2 separate regions of the Homo sapiens genome follow, and region 1 is linked to region 2. A link is a contact called in ENCODE Hi-C or POLR2A ChIA-PET data. All regions are on one chromosome and are shown on one strand. The core of a region is the stretch at or near the end of the contact, and the rest is flanking DNA. Distances in the headings are between cores, read along the strand shown.

The links. Hi-C counts contacts between places; a loop is a spot of excess contacts on that map. ChIA-PET counts read pairs that join two places held with the same protein, here RNA polymerase II (POLR2A). Pooled maps may share reads with other maps.
Region 1: a map of Calu3 shows a loop between it and region 2 (4-fold over the local background). The contact joins two enhancer-like sites. A Hi-C loop is called at or near these places in 1 of 168 maps with a recorded cell type or tissue (Calu3) and 3 of 50 pooled maps. POLR2A ChIA-PET finds 5 or more read pairs at or near these places in 1 of 52 experiments (H1).

What each region holds. Positions count from the first base shown.
Region 1 is chr7:37,029,764-37,034,141 of GRCh38, reverse strand. All of the region lies in intron 15 of ELMO1 (engulfment and cell motility 1), which reads left to right. Among named protein-coding and RNA genes, the nearest start is that of ELMO1-AS1, 34 kb to the right of the region's middle. RefSeq lists enhancers at 1,745-2,414, 1,249-2,448. Within about 2 kb of position 2,086, at least 17 of the 41 ENCODE cell types and tissues checked have a DNase peak (open chromatin) inside an H3K27ac peak, as active enhancers do.
Region 2 is chr7:36,471,470-36,475,754 of GRCh38, reverse strand. No RefSeq gene overlaps it. Among named protein-coding and RNA genes, the nearest start is that of ANLN, 84 kb to the right of the region's middle. Within about 2 kb of position 1,619, at least 2 of the 41 ENCODE cell types and tissues checked have a DNase peak (open chromatin) inside an H3K27ac peak, as active enhancers do.

The sequences.
Region 1 (4,378 bases), core at 837-3,336, 560 kb before region 2:
TCAACATAGGAATTTGAGGGTGGAAGGTCACAATTTAACTCATGTTATTACACATTTTTTTCCCTCTGATCTCTCAACTGTGTGAAGTTGTGAGGAATTAGAAGTAATTCATCTCCTAAACGTATATCTGATTTGTACATGGGAATACAATGTAAGTAAGTCCACTAATGCTCTAATTTTTTTTTGGCACAGCACTGTCTCTCTTATCTTAAACCTAATTGAGAGAGTTACTAGCTAACTGTTCGCTTCCTCCCTTTATCTTCTGTTGTCTTTATTCCGCACCCCTGAAGATTCTGAACCACCCACTCCCTTCTGCCTCGGGCAATGAATAGTCTTTCTCTTAGTTTCCTCCACATCTCTTCGCAGTTCTTTAGGGATCAATTCTGATGATCTTAGTCTCCAGTATTCATGTCCCTGATCTCACATCATGGGACAGATTTGCCTTGCAATTTCTTTTCCAAATTCTGTATTCTTATCAGAAACATCTGTCATCAAAACACTGCATTTGCCTCATTTCATCAGATATTCAGTGTACCGGGACCCTTGTAGCCCTACTCCCTGGGAAGGGACATTCAGGCCTTGACATTGGAATGCTGGCTTGCTGGAAAGTTATAATCCAGTGTCTGTTTGGTGTATTTTTTTTTTTTTTAACACTAAACACATGGCCTAGACATTGGTTTTGCTTCATTTTCGCTCAACATTTATGATAATAAAGCTTTGTTTTCATAGATCACTTATCTCCTGAAAAATTCACACTGCCGTGAACACGATCCAGCCTTGCAGTGTGTCTCGGAGGTAAGTAGGTGGCAAGTATTTTTATCCCCTTTTATTAAAGCATAGGCAGAGCTCACTGCACAAGGATCCCCTGGAAGGGGGAACAATTTGGACTTAGCCCGTCTGCGCTCCTCCTGCTCCGTTTATTTGGGTACCATAAACCCACCCAGAACTGCACACAGAAGTGTCTCCTTTGCAGGCAGACGTATATGCATGCATTTCAATGGCTTCCAGGAGACAGCGATTATGGAATGTGGAGTCTGAATGTAAATGGAATTTGAGATGAGCCTGACTAGTAAATTATTCTGAAGGAAAAACACATTCAGAAATATGATTTTATCGCTTCTCGGCGTTTTGGCTAAGATGAAGTGTAGAAGTATGATTTAGATTCCACCCATCCTTAGGTGCAATTCAAATGCCAGTTTCTCTAAAAAATAAAGCCAACTCTTCCCCTGGACTCTCCAGACACTTGACCTGTCCTTACTTTGTGGTGTATAACTCACTGCACTTTATCTTGTTGCTCTCCTGGTCAGAGTCTATGCCTGATCCATCTCTGTGGATAAGTACTCAGAAATGTTTTCTGAAGTGGAATGAAAGGAACTAACCTCTGTTGTTTGTAACTGGCACAGAACCCAACAGTTTCTGCCAGTGACAGGTCATGAGCATCTTGAGGCATCCAGAAGATTGTCGTGGTTGGATTGTCCTCTCACTTTGCTTCATGCTCACTGCTTGACCACTGATTATTTTGGAGAATGTCTCTCTCCTTGGCCAAGGCTTTGGGTATTATAACCAAGAGAGGATGATCTAACCAGCCATTTTATCAACAGCGGCTCTGAGAGCCCAGCGTTGGGTGCCAGCCCTGCAGAGGGACATTGCGAAGTATCTTTATGTCCTTCGAGCATCCCTCCTTTCCATCAACTGGCAGGGTGGAGCAATAGCATCCAGTTACTGACCTTCCAGGAATAATGTGAGCATTGGATGTATTAGGCCTCCAAAGTATATCTGTGCTGCTCTGATGAAAGGTGCTTTAAGTAGGGTTGCTTGTTAAAAATAAGTAGTGCCAATTCTCAGGCTGCCCCCTGTGTTTTCCTTTCCCTTGCTCCCTTAGATGTTTTTCAAAGGTGCCAATAAAGCCTGCAAAACATGGGTAATGAAAAGGAAGGGAGAGCAAGTTCTTTTTGTCATAAGCGTGAACTGTGAGTCATCTCTTCTGAGTCACCGTGAACATACAAAGGAAGCCAATCAGTAGGGGTGCACTCTAATAGGATGTTTCTCCAATGACTCACGCAGGCCTGGAATGAGGAGCAGCCTGAATCAAGCCAAACAAGTATATTTTTAAATCTGGAAGGGCGCGCTTCCTGGTGCAATATGATGATCAGTCCTACACACTTACATGCTTATTTTAGCCCAGGCACTGAAATGTGTGGGCATGGTCTCCACGGAGCCTTCTCCTGTGGTCATGTTTTGTTTTGCCAGTGGGGAAGGATGTTTAATGATTAACTGTCACTATCAAGAATATAATATTTCAGTGCAATATTTCAATGTGAGGAGAAGAATAATTTTTGAATGTGGTGACTTCAAGAACTCGGCTCCATTGGGTAAGGCCTGCTTCACGTGTAAACATGCATTCCACAAACATTTTTTGAGGCCCTAAGTACTGAATATATAAAGACAGAGAAGGCGTAGTCCTAAGCCTCAAGGGTATTAGAATTTCCACAAGGAGACAAAAAAGCAAACAGAGCATTGGAAAAGTGGCAGAGGGTCAGATGGAGACACTTAGAAGGCTCAGCCTATAGAGAATGGGCGTAAAAGAATCCCCTGGAAGTGGGAACAACTGCTCTGGATTCTGAAAGACCTGCAGGAGTTACCACTGAGGAGCGAATTGAGATGAGGAAGGGTGATTAAGGCAGAGGGAAAAGCATGTATTAAGTCTAAAAGTCTTCCAAACAGTTTATGTTTTTCATTATTGTCTTATTTTCTCAAAATTTTGCAAATGCAAAATTTTCTTCTTTTCCCTTGGCAAATGCATTCTGGAAACATTTTTTCAAGCTGACCCAGAAACCATCTCATTCAGGGCGAGTCAGGGTCCGTGTTGTGAAGAGGCGTTACTTTATCTGAAGGATTTTAAGCAGAGGCTATACATGTGGCTATAGTTAGGTTTTGATGAGCTCCTCATGGAAGACAGTGAGGGAAATGGATCTGTCCCGAGACTGGGAGACCATTGTAGCCTTTTGTCTTAATCCGGAAGAGCAGTGATGAGCACCTGAACCAAGGTCAGTGGCAGTGGGAAAGGAAAGGAGTAAATATAATATATTTGTGAGATGGTGATTGAGAGAAGAGTCAACTGAGCAAAAATAGCTGAGATGGAGAACCTAGTAAGTTTGGATAAGCCATAAAGAATAGGAGTTATGTTTTGTCAATTTTGACTTTGAGGTGGCTAAGAGATGTGGCTAAGATGGGCGTGTCCAATAAGGAGTTGTCTGGAGCTCAGGAAACTATCTTGGTTCAAAATAGAGATTTGGCATCTATGAATGTAGAAGCTACAGGACCAGATTAGTCCTCCTAGTGCAGGAGTGAAGAGTGAGAAGAAAAGAATGGTGAGAAAAGAACTTTGGGCAGAAGGAAAACGAACAAAAACAAAAAACAAATCTATGAAGGAGACGAGAAAGAGCAAGGAGATTGGGAAGAAGAACAATTATCCAGGTATCTCTTCTCCAGTATTAGTGAGCTGATGCTTTTTTCCCCTGTGAGGTAGTAATGACTATCAAATAATTTTGAAGCCATTCATAAGGAATCCACAAGAGTATATACACACTCGATAGAATGTCTTTCTTACTAAGAACCATGTTGTCATATTGGGTATCTTATTGTACGTTATATTAACCATATAAGATATCCTGGGTCACTGCTATGTGTTGTAGAATAGTAAAAATGCTCTCTTGTTTTAGAGAATTGGCAAGTGTTTATAAAATGAAAGTTTCAGAATGCATTTGTCAGGGGAGAGGAAAAAAAAACAGTTTCAAGTATTAGTAACAAAATTGAATGACTAAGAAATGAAATAAAATATCTGTGAGGAATAGGAACAAAAATGCCTGAGAGTATCAACTTGCATTTCACATAGGAGGAAGTTCTGAACAATTTCATCAGTATTTTTCTTCCTTTAAAAGCATCTTATGTTTAGTCTCATCCTTAGGTTTTCATTAAGTTGTTTTCTTATCTAAAATGGTCTCTCCTTAGTGAAGATTTTTAAAAAGAGAGAGAGAGAAAGATGGCCGCCAAGAAGCTGGAGAGGAAAGTAGCCCTCACTGAATTTGGTTTAGGGCAAATTCTCCTGGAGGCAATGTCTGTGATTGGATTATAGCCACCTGAAAAGACTTGCAGGGATCTTATAGAACCTTCGGGGGTTGATTATCATTATAAGTCAGTAAGACTGAAGAAAAAAAGTAGCAGACATCGAGTATTACGAATAACTTAGGAGGAAACTAAGGTTTTAAAAAAGATCTTCACCCATTAATTTAAGACTCTAATTCTTCACAAACATACATTTCTAAGGCAGAATCTATACATGCCTCCATCCCAGTGGCCCAGGAATAAAAAAAGAATG
Region 2 (4,285 bases), core at 370-2,869:
GTTCTCAGCTAACACCCAGGAATCCCACTAAAGATCATATGTTTTCACAATGACTTTGAAAAAGTGATTCAGAAACTTGTATGCAAAGACTGTATGCACATTTTCCACACAGGACACACCACCACGGGTACAGAGTGGAGGTAAGGACTAATACTTACATATTTCTAGTAGATGTCAATGTCTTAAGTACCTGAGATTTGGAGTCTGTGGCCACAGGGAGTATTACAACTGTACCAAAACAATGTGCTTCACTTTTGCTTCAACAGCAATGGTGGCAGCAACCGCTTAGAAAAGCAATCCAAAACCACAGGTTGCCATCATTAATAAAATACTCCTCTCTTTTTTTGAAGGTGGCAACAAGATAAAAGTAGGAAAAGAGAAGGTGTTAGTATATATGATTAGCTTAGGTTTTACAACATATGACAGAAATCCAAAAGTGACAATGGCTTAAACCCATAGAGGTTTATTCTCTCACATAAAATAAGTCTAAAGATAGTCTAAGAAGATTTGGTGGCATCATTAAGCTATGAGGAACCTGAGTTTATCTTTATACTTTACTGTCCTCAGCACATGGTACCTATCCTCTTGATCCAATATGGCTACTGCAGCTCCAGCCATCATGCCTTTATTCCAAAGAGGAAGAAGAAAAAAAAACACTTCCTTAGTTGTTGGTCCCCTTTTAATGAGTCTTCTTTACATATCATTGGCTGGAACTAAGTCATATGGCCATACCTAGAAATGTAGTCTTAAATTTTGCTGTCAGAGTATCCTTCTCTTCCTCACTGCTCCACTCTCTGCCCCAGTTATATAGTGACTCTGATGTTAAAACAAAGGGGTGGGGAGATGGATGTTGGAAGGCTCTAACAGTATATATCACTGTGGGTTTAGCTGTCCAGGAGATAAGCCAATGGTCTTTTAAACAGATTCTTAATGCATTACCCTAGCATGGGCTCTCTATGCATATCCTGGCTTGGCTTCACATACTGCCCAGACCCCACTCCCAGGCCTGAAAAAGCCAAACTAGGAGGTCAAGTGAAAGCAGGAAGGGTCCTCACCTGAGGGAGCTTGGCCAGAGAGAAGAGTCAGAATTACTGCCGACAGAAGCCAAATAGAGTCAAGCACTCAACCCAGAGGGGCCAAGATGAAAACGGAAGAAAAGGCATCAAAAACAGGATTTTGGAAGGTTAGCAGCAAGGCAGATTAAGGAGTCAGGAAGTGGTCAAAGAAGGTGATTCATAATGTTATCTGGCACATGCACGCTAGAGCTTTCCTTTGTGTGGTCTAAGATGTTTCCCGAGAAACCAGCCAGGGAAGGGACCCTTCTCTGGGGGACATATGTACTGTCTGTGTGGCCTATTATGAGCTCCCCTTTGATTTTGGCACGGGTACAGGACCCAAAAGAACCATGGGGAGCTGAGAAGGTGTGGTATCATAGCCCAGGGCAGAAGCCCTTGACGGCTACATTGTTATCCAGAGATGAAAAGTTGGCCTGTATTTTGCCTGAGGGACGTGATTTGTCCCTGTTAGTACCTGTGCCTGCTTTGTTGTTCCAGCTGTAGTTTGGCATGCTCCAACAGCATTGTGGATTGGGCCCACGCCTACACTGAGGTGACCAATGTCTCCAACTGTTGCATCTGCACTGCCCTCCCAGCAGCAGCTGCGGACAGCTTGCCTTGTCACGTGCATCCAGCTTCTGTGCAGAACTGAACATCACTAGAGACTTGGGATCCCATGGACAATGGGTGGGATGCAACACAGCGGGCTTTGGACAGGGGTGTTGCAAAACCATGGCAAGCCTGCCCCCTGGCTGACTCATAGTGTCCATGATGGATGGGGCTGGCTAATAGGAGATCACGTGGTGCCCCCATCGCAGGTGCCACAATGCATAGAGCAGCACCGGGGAAAAGTCACTGTGGGATGGCTGCCTACTGAGGTTTGTGCAAACACAACACATGTCACCACACCAAGGGTGTGGTGGAACAAGCAGCCTTACCAAGGCTGGGCCCCCCCCATGGACTTCGTGCCCCCTGGGAGTTTATGGGTCTGTGGGGACACAGGATGGCCATGTCTGCCATCCAGTTGGACCAGATGTTGTACCTGGGGTGGCCCAATGTGCCTGCCACTGTGTTTCCCCCATTGCCTAGTTGCTGGCATTATTAGGAGGCACTGCATTCCCGCTTTTTGCGAGGGCAGGGGGCCCCCTGGTGGTTCTATCCCTTAGCAATAACTATCCCTGGAGTAAAAGTCATTACTGTAGAAAAGCAGGTTACAGCCTTTGCAGAGCACACAGCTCGTGCTCTGAATGACACCTGAGTTGCTCTCCTTTTGTTAACTGATGAAGTTGATCAGATCAGGAAGGTGGTGCTACAAAACCAGATGGCTTTAGACACAGTCACAGCTACCCAAGGTGGCACCTGTGCCCTTGTAGGGACACAACGTTGTACATTTATACCTGACAACCACCGGAACATAACAGCAGCTTTACAAAGGGTGTCACAGGAGATTAAGGTGATTGAGCACCTTACTGACGACCCCCTTCAGAGATGGTGGGCATCTCTGGGCTCTGGCCTATGTTGGGCTCTCATAATCATAGGTAGCATAGCAGGAATATTAGTGGTAGGTTTTTGCTCTCTGTATTGTTGCTGTGGCCTGTGGGTCCAGGGTGCTGCTGTATATGCAGGGGTCCCCACCAAGAGGATCCCCTCGGCCTAGGGGGTGTAGTGTAAGGAACATGGCTGTGCTGCAGCCAAGCAGGCACAGGGCAGCAGGCATAGGCCCAGGTAAACAGCTTGGATGATCCAGCAGGTTTGTGGTGCAGGCACACAGTCCCATGTTTATATAATCATAAGCATGTAGACATAACATAGAGAAGCTCATCACCTGGCTCTCAGGCACTATTGTTTGTGTGGTGCATAAATGTAACACTGACTCTGTGAAGGAGCTGCTGAATAAAGCCATCTCCCATCTACCTGCTGTCTCTCAAGTGTTCTTCCAGCTCCCTGCCCTACATCCACCCACTCCCCTCAGCCCTCAGCTGGGGCTGGAACCTGACCCTGAGCATGATAGAATTCTTTATGCTATTATCAGACACTTGTACCTGAGTGTGAATGAAGACACTGAGAGCTGTGTCATGGGGTGCAGGAGACAGACTATCAGGATACTGGGTACCAGGAAGGAAAGGTGGCCAGTGCAGAGGCTGAGGGCATAACTAGATCAAGGGACAAGCCTGTCTGGTGGCCAACCCATAATAAGCACCAAGATATCACTGAAATAGGAGGAAATATTGTGCCAGTTGGCTCGGATTTCTACATTTATTTTCTTACCTTACTGGCAAACTATAATTGGTCTTGTTCTCCCGGATTCCCTCAAAGTGGAAGTAAACATTTGAAAAGCAATCCTCCCATGTGCCCATTGCATGGTGCCACTTTTGGCCTCTCTGTCAGTGATGAAAGTGAATAGGCTGGCAGTCCTACAATGAGAACAACATCAGCAGAATTCCTGGCCCCCAGTGATGTTTGATGTGGTGCTGTTGACAAATAATGAGGGTTCCACTTTATTGTTTAAATTGTAACCCTTTAGGCCAGGCACGGTGGCTAACACCTGTAATCCCAGCACTTTGGGAGGCCAAGGCGGGTGGATCACTTGAGGTCAGGAGTTCGAGACCAGCCTCACCAACATGGTGAAACCAAGTCTCTACTAAAAAAATACAAAAATTAGCCAGGCATGGTGGTGGGCACCTATAATCCCAGCTTCTCAGGAGGCTCAAGCACGAGAATCACTTGAACCCAGGAGGCAGGGGTTGCAGTGAGCTGAGATTGCACCACTGCACTCCAGCCTGGGCAATAGAGCAAGACTCTGTCTCAAAAAAAAAAAAAAAGTTGTAACCATTTAATAAACCTCCCAAAAGGATGTCCCATCCAGAAAAATATAAAACTGAAGGAATACAAGGTAAGTCTACCAAAAAAACAAAAATCACTTGCCACTATGATAGTCAGAAAAAAAATTTAAACATATTTTAACATTTTACAGCTATATGTATTTGTTATCATTCATCATTAGTCAAATGAGTAATGCTATAGAAGTATGAGCAATGGAAAAATTATAAAATAAAAGATATTCCTAAATAAGTTAAAACATTTAGTCTTATAATTTAGTTTAATAATAAGTTTAGTCTAATAATTAGGTTTAAATTTGAAGAAAAGACATATGAAATTTTTTTTTAAACAGAGGGTCTTGCTATTTTGTCCAAGCTGGACTTGAACTCCTGGGCTCAAGCGATCCTCCC